Linked DNA regions of Mus musculus: region 1 is linked to region 2. A link is a loop called in an ENCODE intact Hi-C map of the cell type or tissue named here. Cell type or tissue: heart. All regions are shown on one strand.

Region 1 (8,000 bases), 58 kb after region 2:
GAGTCACTCTGGTGTGAGCTATTTAAACAGAGGCTTCCAGGACACACACACGCAGCACTCCACTTAGACAAGGCCCAAGCTTCTAGTTTGGCTTCCCAGAGCCAATTCAGTTCCATTTCCATCCTCTTTTTTCCATACTGTCTATCCCATTATGGGGGAGTACTGACTCCTTAACTCAGGTGGAGCATGCTCAGCTAACACAGGGGACCTTAGCACTGGAGGTACCCAATTCCACTTCCAAATATTCGTATGCAATAATGTCTTTTTTTTTACTTTATTTTTCTTTCTTTCTTTCTTTCTTTCTTCCTTTCTTTCTGTCTTTCTTTCTTTCTTTCTTTCTTTCTTTCAAGTCTTCAATATTAACAAATATTGTTTGTTAATATTGAAGAGTGTGTATGAAGGTACAGAAATCACTGAAGGGTGTGCATGGAGGTACAGAAATGGTTAAAAGACAAGTAAGAGCTAAATAAAGAATTATCCACTGAGGAACACCGAATGGCTGAGAAGCACCTAAAGAAATGTTCACCATCCTTAGTCATCAGGGAAATACAAACCAAAACAACCCTGAGATTCCACCTCACACCAGTCAGAATGGCTAAGATAAAAAATTCAGGTGACAGCAGATGCTGGTGAGGATGTGGAGAAAGAGGGACACTCCTCCACTGGTGGGTTTGCAAGCTGGTACAACCACTCTGGAAATCATTCTGGCGGTTCCTCAGAAAATTGGACGTACTGCTACTAGAAGATCCAGCAATTCTTCTCTTGGGCATATACCCAGAAGATGTTCCGACTGGTAATAAGGACACATGCTTCACTATGTTCATAGCAGCCTTATTTATAATAGCCAGAAGCTGGAAAGAACCCAGATGTCCCTCAACAGAGGAATGGTTACAGAAAATGCGGTACATTTACACAATGGAGTACTACTACTCAGCTATTAAAAACAATGAATTCATGAAATTCTTAGGCAAATGAGTAGAACTAGGAAATATCATCCTGAGTGAGGTAACACAATCACAAAAGAACACACATGATATGCACTCACTGATAAGTGGATATTAGCACAGAAGTTCAGAATACCCAAGATACATTCACAGACTCAAGAAGGAAGAAACTCAAGAAGGAAGACCAGAGTGTGGATACTTTGGCTCTTCTTAGAAGGGGGAACAAAATGCCCATGGAAGGAAATACAGAAAAAAAGTGTAGAGCAGAAACTGAAGGAAAGGCCATCCAGAGACTGCCCTACTGGGGTATCCATCCCATATACAATCACGAAACCAAGACACTATTGTGGATGCCAACAAGGGCTTGCTGACAGGAGCCTGAGATAGCTGCCTCCTGAAAGGCTTTGCCAGTGACTGACAAATACAGAAATGGATGCTCACAGCCATCCATTGGACTGAACACAGGGTCCCCATTGGAGGAGCTAGAGAAAGGACCCAAGGAGCTGAAAGGGTTTTCAGCCCCATAGGAGGAACAACAATATGAACCAGTCAGTATCCCCAGAGCTCCCTGGGACTAAACCACCAACCAAAGAGTACACATGGAGGGACCCATGGCTCCAGCCACATATGTAACAGAGGATGGCCTTGTGGGACATCAGTGAGAGGAGAGGCCTTTGGTCCTGTGAAGGCTCTATGCCCCAGTATAGGAGAATGCCAGGACAGGGAAGCAGGAGTGGGTGGGTTAATGAGCAGGGGGAGGGAGGATGGGCTAGGGGATTTTCAAAGGAGAAACAAGGAAAGGAAATAACATTTGAAAAGTAAATAAGAGGCAGGCGGATTTCTGAGTTTGAGGCCAGCCTGGTCTACAAAGTGAGTTCCAGGACAGCCAGGGCTACACAGAGAAACCCTGTCTCGGAAAAAAAAAAAAAAAAAAAAAGAAAAGAAAAGTAAATAAAGAAAATATCTCATAAAAAGGGGGGGCATGAAATCAGAAGGGACACATAGAGAGGTAAAGGTCTGGAGAGGGAAAAGAGGAAAATGGCAGATGGTCATGATCACAATTTATTGCATAAATTTATTATCAATTCAGTCTCATAAATTTGTCCCAATTAAAACTTTCAACGACGGAGTGTTAAAATATTATTTTAAATATATCTGGCTAATCTACCTCAAAACAAAACAAAACAAAACAAAGGACAAGTAAGAGAGAGACCTTGCTGAGCATGCTGGCACTCTGGAGCTTCAACATTTGGGAGAGATTCCTTGTGTTTAGTAGCTCACAGCCTAGTGAAGACTATAATCAGCCAACCACAGTACACGATGTGCTGGTTCTGAGACAGGTGAGCACAGGATCATGATGTCAATGATCCTCTGGACCTACTTTCTGGAGGAGGGAAGGGGGAGGACCTCTACTGTTCACATTTCCATCTGGGAATGAAGGAATGCCCTGTAGGAGCAAATGCAGAGAGGCATCAAGGAAATGCAGGAGATGCGAATTTCTGAAGGGCTTTTCAGTTCTCATGGCAATGTCTGTTTCTCCCTGATGGCCAGCCTTTGCCTGGTTTGACCTGGCTGTGCCAGATCTAGCTGCTATGAGTTCTGCTGCTGCTGCTGCTGCTGGCTCTGCACCCCCCCCCCCTGCCCCGCTCCCAACTGGTCCTTTAGGCACTCCTTTCCATGTGTCAGATGAGGACTCCTTTCCCATTAGCTTGCCATCCACAGGCAGTGCAGTCCAGCCCAGACAGCTGCCTTTGGCTTTGAAAACTGCCTGGCTCACTTCCCCACCAGTCTGTGAAGGAGTCCAACATGCCACTTGATGTCACATGTGTTGCAGGTGTTGTGGATGAAATTGCTACAGGAGCTGGATGTAAATGATGTCATTGGGCAAGACGGGACTTGGCATGCCCACGTTTGTCCAAATGCTGTTCATATCTCCCAGCGAAAAGATGTTGTAAATAAAGAGAACAAGCACAAACTGATCTTAAAGACTGAGCATAAACAAGAGCTGTCCTGGGCACTATGGAAAAGCTTGCAGTTCTCATAGTAAGACTACCCTTGTGTTAGAAACCTGTTGTGCAGACTGAGGAAGTGAAGGCTCAGACAGGTTCAGAGACTTATGCAAGGTCCCACAACTCCACAGATCCCTTTATTCTCTCTCTCTCTCTCTCTCTCTCTCTCTCTCTCTCTCTCACACACACACACACACACACACACTCATAACACACTCACACCTGTATACTGACTCACACACACACTCACACACATTTACACTCATTCATAAATACACACACACACACACACACACACACACTCATAACACACTCACACCTGTATACTGACTCACACACACACTCCCACACATTTACACTCATACATAAATACACACACACACACACACACACACACACACACACACTACTGAGGACAGCAGCCAAGGCCCTGCATATACTAAGCATAGGACTATATAAACAGTTACAGATTACTGTTTATCTTGAATCTGAACACAAATCAACGTGTTCTTTAAACTTTGGACTGGTTTACAGCAGGAACCATGAGATATTAGCATTGTACTAAGATTTCTGATTCCAGGCTGATTATCAGTTTTCTAGGAGTCAAACAAACATAGGGCATTTAGCCTGGGCCTATGAAGTCATGTTCATAAACATGCTATCAATCTAAATACATTGGCTTGAAAGGAAGCAGCAAAGCAATACTAACATAAAGGTCATCAGATAAAAATGTGGTTAAATATATGTGCATTCCCAGAACTACACTAGGGAGAAGATGGGGGAAAGTATGCCTGTTTTTGTGACTTGTTGGTAACTGCCGAGTTCTTTTCCTTGGGACTAAAAACAATTTACAGCATTGCCAACAGCATTCAGTACATTCAGAACAGGATCATTTCACCCAGAGCTGACCGAAGGCCTTGCTCGGGACAGCATCGAGGACGGCTGTCCAGCAGACAGGGGAGTATGCCAGGTTCAGCAAGTGAAAAGCCAAGCAGGGCCATTTTAAGCAACACAGCTTATGTAAGTGAGAGCTAACTGTCTCACTGGAAGTGGGTCAGACAGGAGCTGGGAGAACTGGGGTCCTTATGACCCCAGTGAAACCTACAGATAGCTTTCCTTTGCATCTCTTAGAATGTGACTAGTTATGAAACAATGTCAGAGTTCAGTTCAGGCCTCTGTATTTCCCACCCTCTTCTTGTTTCCAAATGGTTTTCTTTCTCCCTTTCTTCATTGGAATATGCTAAGCTAAGCGAGGCACACATCATTTGATAGAGTTTGATAATGTGACTGCTGGGAACAGGGAAAAAAGGTAGGGGATAAAGAAAGATCCTTTTTGCGGCTCACAGCTGTGATTCAGTTCTGACTCAAGAGGAAGTGTGCCACCTACTGACTCCCAGAAACCACTTCCGGTGGCTGTTTGGTTTATTCTGGAGGCATCAGGCCAGGCCAGGGACTGCCCTGCCCTGACCCTTGCCTGGCTCTCCAGAGCCAAGGCGTTCACAGCTTGAGTTGGTTTGGCCTAAGACTCTTGAGAACATTACAGATTAAATTTCAAGTGTTTCGTTTCCTAGCAAAGAGTCTTTAGCAACATAAAAACGAGCATGTGTTATTTGCAAACCATCTGAACCATTACTCAACCTGAATGTTCCTAAGTTTTTGCAAGGTATGTATTCTGGATGACCGCTCTCCAGCGATCTGAATGTAATTAGTTTTTCCTGTGGGCAGCTCGGGCAGTCTGTAGGGTGGCACTAGCTGCATGAGTCTTCATGGGAGCCCTTTAATCGGTGAAGCAACACTGGACTTGTTCTCATGGGTCCCTGTGTCTGAGCAAGTGCTCAGCCTATGTATGCAGATGGGTTGGGGGAAGTGGTGTGTGGCAGCCACACAGTGTTGCCCTCATACCAGAACTGTACTCTGCCCTCTAGAAATGGGGCCCTGGCTGACCACTGGAGCTCACTTTGGAGTCAACTTTTCTTGAAGGAGCCCCCAAGTACCTTCTTTAATGTAGGGACATATAGAAGAAGGAAAGCGGGTGGGGGGGGGGGCGATGGAGGTAGCCTCAACATTACTTTTTGCTGTATTGGCAGGTGAAAAGAGGAGTAGTAAGTGGTTTGGTTCCATAATGTCATCTTCAAACAGACTAAAGGTTTTTGATTGTTTTTAATCCTAGGTGGTTTAAGATTCCACAGTGCCAGCATACATATGCTCTCTCAATGATTCAAGTTCCAGAAGTGGTTCTGCATGTAGATCAATACTAGAGATCTCAAGGATCACTTCTGAGGGTTAAAAAGGCTTCTTTCCTCAGATTGCATAGGAATCCCTAATGGCAGAGAACAGATAGTGCCTCCCCTGCTCCGCTGATGTGTGAAAGAACGCCTGCAAACCCCTGGAGTGGGCAGCGAACAATCTGTCCGTGTCAGCCAGCTGTCCTGAGGAGTCCTGAGCTACACAGCGGCCAGAGTGGTGCTCGCACCTGTCCTGGAAGGGGGAGCTTTCCTTGTGCCCCCTTTTAGTGTCATTACCATGTCTTCTCCCATGATTTCAGTTCTACCTGATAAGGCCAGACAGTTCCTCAGCGTATGATCGGTAACCTATGGTTAACGATGGAATTCTCTGACTGCACTCTCTTAGCCTGTGTAAATGCATGCATTTCTTTGGGAAAATGATAAAATATATGAAAAAATAACCACAGGCTGAAATGTCCTGTCAAAAAGATATCTAAAGTACATGCAAAGTGTTTGCCAATTAAGTACATGTGAGTAACATTTTTCCAAATTATAATACTCAACATCTTAAAAGGTATATGTAATCCAAACCAGATCATTTTTTCTTTTGCTCTAAGGCTACTCTCCATCTGACATAAAGAGGAGATGGAGATCTACCCCTATGTCTCTCAGGCCAGTTGAACCTCTGATACAGTTTCTGCTTCTTCTTCTTACCTATCATGCCATTTGACTCAAGAAAGCACACAGACTGCATTCTAACTCGGCCTTTCAAAGTCCAGATAATCTAAACATTGTTCATTAAGTACTTTCCTGACAACAGTAGCAAAAAGATAAATTGATTTATAATAATTCCAGAAGCCTGAAGACAATACTTAAACCTTCATCTTGTGTGCAATTTTGTTAGTTCCTATTGTTTTTATTAATCACCCTGTAATCTACTATGTAACCTCTGACCTATAGTAAATGCTTAATAGCTATCTTATTAATAAATTTCAGCATTTACTCTCCAAATAACAAAAAGTATTATTCTGTTTTCTAAGTTTTAAAAAACATTTTATATGAAGTACTTGCACACATATATATATAGATCATCAGGAAAGAATGCAATTTTCTGTCATTAATTCTTTTTGACAAGGTCTCCTGGAGTCCATGCTGGCCTTAATCTCACTACATAGCTGAAGCTCACTGCTTAGCTTGCATATGTGTGCCAGCACATCTGGTTAATACGATACCCAGGATGGGATCCAGGGTGGAAGCAGGATTTTATCCCTGCTAGTAAGCACTCTACCTACTGAGCTACATCACCAGCCTCCACATGCTTTATGATGTTACTTTTGGTTCAATGTCACAAAAAATTATATTGAACTCTTGACCAATCTATTTTTTCCATTGGAATATTGGCCCAAATAAGAAATAACATCAAGGAAAAATTATCCTTTGGCAGGAAAAATGTCCTTTCTAAATTCTTGTGTGTTTTGTTTTGATTTTTCCTTAGTGACTGGAGGCCAGTTTCAATCCATTCCGGCACAGATTCCAAATTTTCAATCTGGTTTTCCTGAATACAGACTGAGTGCCAAGAATGAGACAATGAGACAGAATCACCACCAATACATTCACATACAGATACACAGGCACACACACAGAGATACGTAGACACAAACATATAGATTCACACAGGCACACAAAGATACACAAAAGACACACAGAAATAAACACAGAGACACACAGATATACACACCAATACACACAAAGGCACACACAAAAATGTAGATATATATATACAGATACACACAGAGATACACACAAATACACAGAGATACACACAGGGACACACAGAAATATAGAGGCACATACAGATATACATACAGGACACACACACACAGATACATACAGATGCATACAGAAACACACACACACACAAACACACAGAAATACACACCCACAGAGAAATGCAGAGACTCATACAGATACACACAGAAATAAACACAGGGACACACAGAGGTATACAAATACATACACAAAGAAATATACAGACACACACAGAAACACACCGAGATACACACAGAGATAGACACAGAGACACATACAGACAGATACATACAGATTCACACAAACACACACAGAAATACAGACACACACAGATATACACAGAATTAGATACAGATATACACAGATATACACAGAATTAGATACAGATACACACAGACTCACACAGAGATGCACAACTATACATAGACACATACAAAGATACTCATAAACACACAAACCATACACAGACATATACAGATATACACACAGGTACACACACACACACACACACACACACACACACACACACACACATGACCCAAGGAGGATTGTTGTGAGTCGTAGGCCAGTATGTAGTGATTAGACTGGCTGGTGAGACCCTGAATTTAAAAAAAAAAATGAAAATGATGCTAATTGTCTTCAGTGAATAGTTTCAGGACAGCGGTTTTTTATGGATTGGGATACACTGGTCATCACTTCAGAGAGAAAAATGCATGAATATTATCTAGTAATGTAAAGAAAAGTTCCATTTGTTCTGAGTCACAACACTCCTCCTTGGGTCATTTTCCTGAATAGCTGTAGGCATTAGCTACTAAGTCCCACTCTCTATGGTTTTTCCATTTGACATTTTCAGTGTTTGGAGTAAGCAATGACTATACTATATACAATGATTATATATTAAACAAACAGTGATTTTGTATTAACCTAAGAATAAAAAAGAGAGCAAATATTTTTGGCAACCAGAAGAGAATCACATGTTTAGTGTAGTGGATAGCAATCCTCTTAAGGATGCA
Region 2 (8,000 bases):
TTTTTTAAAATAAAGTTGGATATTATACCAAGGTAAGGATATCATGGGTAGCATTCACTTTAAAAAGAAAAATTACTCTCTATTTTATTTATTTATTTATTTATTTATTTATTTATTTAATGTACATTGGTATTTTGACCACATGTATGTCTGTGTGAGGGTGTTGGATCCCTGGGAACTGAGTTACAGACAGTTGTAAGCTGCCATGTGGATGCTAGGAATAGAACCAAGGTCCTCTGGAAGAACAGCCAGTGCTCTTAACCTCTGAGCCATCTCTCCAGCCCCAAGGATTCACTTTTTAAATAAGGGTGATTTGAACTTAATATTTTTTTAAGATTTATTTATTTATTTTTATGTATATGAGTACACTGTAGCTGTGATGGTTGTGAGCAACCATGTGGTTGCTGGGATTTGAACTCAGGACCTTCGGAAGAGCAGTCAGTGCTCTTAACCGCTGAGCCGTATCTCCAGCTCTTGAATTTATTTTTAATTCATCAGTCTCATCTGATTTTTCTTTGTGTGCTGTTAGATAAATATATATATATATATAAAATAATAAAAAATTTTTAAAAAGTATCTTCCCATATAATTCTATAACCTTACAGTGAGCTTATGCTTAACACTGGTAGTCAACATTTATCGAGCCAAATGAGGGCAGAGAGGGCAGTGAAATGCCATCTTCTGGTTAGACTCCTCATGAAGTCACAGAAACTGCAGGTTACCTGCACAAGACCAAGCCAAGCAAAATCCTAGCCTAGATTAGAACGGTGCTCTGTAGTCTCCATCTCTTCCTGGGGAGCTAATGGCTACTGGAGAAGAAAGAATCACTCTTTGGTGGGTTTCTTTGGGAGGAGCTTGTGTCCCACAGATAAGACAGCCTGACACAAGTCTTTCAAAGTCCAAAATGATAAAGCATTGAAAGTCTGACAGATTTTCCCAAGTGAAATACATACATAACTATAAGGAGTCAGGCTAATCCTGAGTAGGAATTTCTGATGCATCTTCTCTCCTGTAAAATATGCTGGTTGACACAGTTGCTGCAAAAATCAAAAGGTTTATATTACAAAAATAATAAAATAAATCCAAGTGCCAGTTATGTGTGAGAATTTACCAAGCCATAGATGAAATGTGCTGTCTCACAACAAAAGGTCACTTGAAAACATCTTCTAGAGTAGCACGCCCTCAACCAACTTTTAGACTTAAGTCACCTCACCTGCAAGTGTCCCATGAGACACTCTCTTGATTGATTTTAACCATAACTAGTCAAGTGAAATTCTCCCCAAGCAGGAACAACAGCAACATGAACAGTGAGCTGATGGTGGATTAAGATCATCTCCTGAGGATGTTCAATGACTGTAAGTAAGGGTAGTTAACAACGGTAACACTAACCGGATGCGTGAAACCCTCCACAACGCACATAGAAAAGGTGGCAGCCACAGGTAACGTCTGGGTTTTTATTATATTATTTTTTGATATTTTCTTTGTCTGTCTTATTGGTGGCTACTGTTTTTGTCTGTTGTTTGTTTGTTTGTTTGTCTTGTTTTTAACAGGATCTCAGATAGCCAAGACTGGACTTGAATCCCTGATACTTCTGCCTCTACCCCTACCCCCAAATCTAGGATTACAGGTGCCCCAACCATGCCTGGCTTTTAGAAACCTCATTATCAAGAGAGACTACTAGGTGACGGGAAGGGCAACATTCCCCTAGTACAAACTTTCAGTCAGTAAAATGTGAATTTCCTAGGAGCCGATTCCTCTTGGTGACTCTCGCCTTTAAATTACATATTGGCAACAACAAGCCAAGCCAACAAAGGGGGCAGAAGATGTACTTGACAGGAGGAGAGACTTAGCAGATGAGTAGGAGGACAAAGCATATGAGATGTAGGCTGGGTTGCAGCAGGAAAGAGCCTTGGTGTGAAGATGAATAGCTGAAATCTAAATCAAAATACAATAGTGTCCCAGTGAAACATCAGAGAAGCCCAAGATAGCACGCCACAACCCAGCACTCCCAGCTGTCTCAAGGGGAGACATTTTGAGTCTGCAAATGCAAAGTTATTAAAATCAAAGAGAAATAACATACAAAATTTGACCTAAGCATAACATTTCTTTTAGAAATGAAAATATACACAAGTACTTAGAGGTACCAGCATATTTGTTTGTTCGTCATGCTTTTGTGGCTTCAATAACTAGGAGGGGAAAGCCAAATGAATCAAATATACTTGTTTACACACTTGAGGAATACTATGTAACAAAACCTCAAAAGGAAAAGGGGACCAAAGGGAAATAAATGCAACATGGGTAAAAATTATTGGTTAAGGTTTAGCATGTGTCCATTACTAAAGTCTTTGAGAAGTCACATTAGACTAATAGCAAAGTAAATCTAATGAAGCAAAAGATCCTAGGAGCATCAAATAAAAGAGGGAGCAATACAGGGATGGTGTTGATTCCCCATTAGAAACTTTACAAACTACAAACAATACTAGGATCCTTTTCCATTAAATGCAATTCTCAGGCTCTTACATAGTGATCCTTAATTTTCAGAAATGTGATACAGTTCACAGCACCCACGTAGCCACGTTCACATCTATAACTCCAGTAACAGGGAGTCTGAGGCCACCGATCTTCTGGCTTAACAGGTTCCAGAACACACAATGCGTGCTCTTACATAGATATACATACATAAATAAAATTTAAAAAATAATGTAAATTCTCGTTGTGCCCACTTTTAACTCCACTCCTTGCTCAATCTTCTGTGGTGTCTAATGCTGAAATCCACCTCATACTGAAGGAAACTTGACATTCTAGCAAAGACGTGGCTGTTACCACTAGGGGGAGAAAAACACCAATAGTATTTGTTACCAACCCTTAGCCCAAGGGTTAGACACTTTACCTGGATTATCCACCAGGTGTCAACCAAGAGAAGAAAGTTGCCCCTACCCCCCACCCCGGACCAAATACACAGATGTGTAATTTTATGCATAAAAAGCTAAACTCTTCTTGGCTTTTCCAGTAATTATTCTTCACATAGTTATATTTTAGGTTTTTTTTTTCAGTTCAAGTGTCAAGTTCAATCTAACTAAACATGTAGATTTTTTTTCTTTTTTAAATAAAGAAAACAGCAAGATGAATGTGTTTAGTTTGTTGTGATTCGACCTATCCAGATTTATCATTCAAAAAAAAAATCTAATGTTTAACTATGGACAACCAACCCCCCACATTTTTTGGTTAGGCATAATACAGGATTTTATAACATAGCCCTGTTATGAGGTTATGTTGATTGTTAATGATCTATTACCCCCTAAATCCTGGTGATGTTTATGACTGAGTATTTTACTCAAGGCATTAAAAAAGGAGAAATGTGCCTGTATTTAAAGATGCAGCACGGCAATTAGCATGTTGAATTAAAAGTAAGGCTTAACAAAATTAAGCCTCACTTATATAACAAATCATACTTAAAAACCAAAAACCACCTTATATGCTTTCCTAAGGCTTTTCAGTCTGTTGTAAACAATGTCAGCTAAATGACTATGTTCAAACCGCCTCTTATGAGGTGGTAATTAGGGGTGTGAGCTCTATTCTTATTCCTGATACAGGAGTTGTAATCGAGTCATTCCCTGCAAAAGGAGCAAAAGGTGATGTCTTGAAAAAGGACTTTTTCTCCCTTCGAGGAAGTGGTCAGGCCTACACACTACACAGACAACTTGATTGGGTTTGATGCTGTAGGAGCTGAAGACGGGAGCTGCCTGGAGCATTGTTCTTTGGCTCCTCAGGCCTTGGCTTAGTCCATTGCCACCCAGCCTACAAAGTCCTGCTTGCTTTTGTTATTTCTATCCAAGTCAACAACGCTTTCTTCTATGAACAATATTTGTCTGCTTTTTATTACGTTTCTTTTGAAATTCATTAGCTCAGACTCGGGCCACCAACCGCTTGCCCAACTGGTTTCTCCCCTTCCCCCACGGCTCGCACGTCCTCCGGGTCCGCGGCCCAGGCGCACACTCCTGGCCTGGCGCCGCCGGGTCCCTCTGCTCAGCTCCGGGAGCGCGTGCGGGGCCGGCGCTGCGGCCGCGGCGGGGGTGGCGGGGGTGGCGGGGGTGGCGGGGGTGGCGGGGGTGGCGGGGGTGGCGGGGTGCCCGCCTGCCAATCGCAGCGGCCCATGCACCGAAGTCGGCGGCGCCCGCTCCACACCTACTGTACCGGGAGCGTGCGGCAAGAGCCGGGCGCGCGCCGCGCGGGAGGGAGCGCGCTGGAAGGCTGGCCGCAGTCGCAGCCTGCGCCTGCGCACTAGGGTTGTTTTTCACAAAGCTGCTCTTAAAGTGAGCTGGCAGCCTCCAGCCGCCCGTCTTTGTAAGGAGACCACTGAGACGAGCAGGAGCGTGGAGCAGCGGCTTCTCTGCTGCCCTGACTTTTTAAGAAATCTCAATGAACTATTTGTAGACAATCACTGATCCTGCCTGCATGATTTTTTTTTCTTGCACGGCAAAGACACCCATCAGTGTTAAGTGAAGATCACATCTTATATGCGATCTTGACTTTTTTTTTGGTCTTACATTATATTTTTATAGATTTTGTTATAATCATGGTGCTGGGAAAGGTAAAGAGTTTGACAATAAGCTTTGACTGTCTTAATGACAGTAATGTCCCCGTGTATTCTAGCGGGGACACTGTCTCAGGAAGGGTAAATTTAGAAGTTACCGGGGAGATCAGAGTAAAATCTCTTAAAATTCACGCAAGAGGACATGCGAAAGTACGGTGGACGGAATCAAGAAACGCCGGCTCCAATACTGCCTATACACAGAATTACACTGAAGAAGTAGAATATTTCAACCATAAAGACATCTTAATTGGGCACGAAAGAGGTAAGTTTTTAATTAGTCACTACATTCGACTTCTTTGCATGAGAACTTTAATCTCATTTAGTGCAGTTCTAATCGGCAGTTTGTTAAAGGTTAGCAAACTTAGAAGCTGTAGTTTCTCCTTGACGTTCAAGCGTGTTAAGCCTTAATCCATGCAGGCGTCTGCAAAGTGAGTGCAAACTGCACTTAACTACATCTGTAACCGGCTTCATATCTGCCATACGCACCTTACAACGTGTTTAAATGTGACTCCGTCGTTTTACTAATATTTTCAAATTCATTTGCAAAAGCTGCAGTCCGATATTGGATTTCCTTTATTTTACAATCTTAGATACAGAAATGAGCTCCAATAAAGAACTGTAGTGACATTTAAGAAGGTTGCTAGATGTATCTGATTTTGATATTAACGTGCAAACGACTTTGAGGACTTGATTATTGTTCTTTGATAAAGGGCTTCCATCCCTTATTTTGACATATGGCACCAACACCCCCACGTGTTTTCCCCCTATTTTTCCCAATTCCCTTTAAAATGTACATCAAGCATCGTTTATTTCAAAGAATAATGTCTATCATTATGCAAACTATTAAGTCAGTTTTAGAAGCCATTCGGGGTCAGTGATTTTCTTCTCGGAGCATCATGTCTAACTTTGGAACGTGGATTCAATGAAACCCATGGCAGACAGATGGAATTGAAAAGTATATGACACATCGGATTTGGGTTTGGGGTATAAGACGAAGATTGAAGCATTGTCAAAGGGAGAAGGGGTCCTGAGATTTGCAATCTGTTGTTTAAGTGCCTACATTGTGGAAATACAGGCGACTCCAAGCTTGTTTTTCTAAGTTTCCACCCTTTGTTAGAAGCGGTTCAATCCTGTTTCGGACCAGTTCTGGGGGATGGTGAGGAGGGGCGCTTGTTCTCCTCTCAGCAGATTGGTTACACGCGTCAGGTGGTGGCGATGACTTAATTCCTAGTCCAAGAAGAATATAATGTTAAAACTGGTTATGTAATTTGTTTCTCCTTTCTAATGCAGTATTTTAGTGCAAATACTGGCGACTTTTCAGATAGAGGAATACTTTGTTTTTTTTTAATATCTAAAATGTACATCCTAGGGAGACGTTAATTGAACTTAAGGCAAGTGGGAAATGGAGGATGCTTTAAGTTACACAGAATTAATGTATCGTCTTTTAAATATGAAGGCGAAGCCAATTCTTAGGGTTTACGCACCTACACCAGGGTATTCCAAATACTGAATGGTTCCCTAGTTCTTTTTTTGCAGCGTCCACACGGATGGGGCGTACAATGCCTAATGACAGCGCTCTCGTTTTTTTTTAAAAAAAAAAAAAAAAAGGGCAGGCACATGAATTTGCTTTTGAGCCTGCTTGGACGTTGCAGCCTTTAATGAAATAAGAAGAGACAAAGACTTTTGCCTCGAAGAGTTCAGACTTGTAGTGGGGGGTATAGATAGAGAGTTCTGTGGACAAACACTTGATCCATTGCACCACGATCTCACGGTTAGGATAACTACCTGCACCCTGCGAGGTGCCCCGGCAAGCCTGGCTACGCGTGGACGGGCTCGCAGGGCTGGAATAGTTTCAATGACTTCAAACTGGCAGCTCGCTCTCAAACTAGCCTGGTAGCTGAGCGCCCGCCCCAGGCGCCCGGCGATAGGCGGAGCAGCGTTTGTTAGCCTGTTGCTAAGGCGATGCCAGGCGTTGATTGGATTGGGCTGGTGGGGGTGGGGAGGATCAAGCCGGCTCGCGCCGGTTGGGGCGAGGCTTGGAACCGGCGTGCGCCGGTAAAGGTCCCTCCTGGCCCGCCACCTCGGCTTCTGGGCGCGCCCCTCGCCCAGCGCAGCCGCCGCAGGTGCCATTGCCTTGGGTGCAGGCTCGGTTCCCACCGGGGACTGAGAAACGTGCGGGCGTCAGGGTCGCCCCGGGGCTGGTACCTGTCTGACCCGAGGGGACGTGACAGAGGCTGGGCATTGCAGAGAACGCTGCGGCCAGCTCGGCCTCGCCCATTATTCCCCCCCGGGCCTTCGCCTCCCTGCCGCCGCCCCAGTTCCCCCCGGCTGTAACTGTGTAGGTGTCAGGGTGGCCTGAGCCAGATTGAACCGGTCACCGGCTGGGGCGTGGAAAGCGGAAGCGCGGCGCGCGGTGGCCCCGCCCCCGGCTCAGCAGGCTAGGCTGCGCGGGCGCGAGCGCCGCGCGACGTATGCCGTATGTATAGCGGGGCGCGCGGAGCGCGGGCGCGAGCGGGCGGGCCGGCTGAGAGCTGCTCAGCGCCGGTTTAGGCCGGTCCTCTCCTGCTCCAGTCTAGTTCTTGATTGACAGCCAGGCACTTGTTTACCACGGCGCGGCGGCCGCCGCTCGCCTCAATGAGACTGCTGAGCTGGCACAAAAGGGAACCGGGAGGAAGAAAGGGAGAGGGAGGCGAAGTTTGAGCGCCTTGGAGGGAGCGAATTGACGGGCCACGGTCCCCTGGCCGGTCCTCAGGGCTGACACTTAGAGGGGCTCCCCAGGAGGCGCGGGCAGGAGTGTGCAGAAATGGGCGGGTCACGATGATTTGGGGAGGAAAATCATATTTTGTATGTATTTTCAGTACTTAGGTGAAGTGTAATGATGCAGCGCCAGCCCCCACCTCCATCCCATTCTAATTAAAAAGGATTGCCCATCAAGTAACGCTAGTAAGACTTTGGTATATTACGGAGAAAGCCAAAAGGACCTTTTCACATTTTTGATTTATTTTCACGACACACACACACACACACACAAATGAATCCGAGCAGAAGAAATGGGTTAAGTGAAAGCTTATACCCCCACCCCGCCCCCGCCCAAGCCCCTACAAATGGAAACTACCCAATTAGACTTAAGGATGTTGAAAAAAATGGTTTCTTTGTAAGCATCTTTTAAATTCTGTGCCTTGTAATTAAACTTATAAAAACAGATTTCAGTCTGCTGCTAAAACCAGTTGAGTGTTGAATATTGTCTAAGTAAACAATTGTATTTAGCTTTTAAACAGTTGCTTACCCCTTTCCTTTTGACAGGGTCCCCTCTGGGTGGCCCTGAGTCCCAGGGGTCCTCCCAACTCTGCTTCCAGGGTGGAACTGGAACAGTCTTCTCTAGAAAGCCAGTAGCCATCAAAAACTG

Evidence for each region. Peaks named below come from ENCODE experiments on the same cell type or tissue, not always from the same donor. Only the 100,000 strongest peaks of a DNase experiment are listed, where the experiment ranks them.
Region 1: a loop joins it to region 2, with 3 times the contacts of the local background. A loop is called at or near these places in 10 of 42 quality-filtered maps.

What each region holds. Positions count from the first base shown.
Region 1 is chr13:80,936,682-80,944,681 of GRCm38, forward strand. 5430425K12Rik (RIKEN cDNA 5430425K12 gene) reads left to right here and starts at 3,722. Exons shown (of 5, transcript NR_103550.1): 1 at 3,722-3,973; 2 at 4,525-4,616. In heart, a CTCF peak has its summit at 4,339 (motif pointing left); DNase peaks (open chromatin) are centred at 2,720, 3,910 and 4,380; H3K27ac peaks cover 555 bases.
Region 2 is chr13:80,879,074-80,887,073 of GRCm38, forward strand. Arrdc3 (arrestin domain containing 3) reads left to right here and starts at 4,349. Exons shown (of 8, transcript NM_001042591.1): 1 at 4,349-4,856. The coding sequence starts at 4,577. In heart, no CTCF peak of the experiment used is centred here; DNase peaks (open chromatin) are centred at 4,258, 5,768, 6,528, 7,018 and 1 weaker place; H3K4me3 peaks cover 4,675 bases; H3K27ac peaks cover 4,817 bases.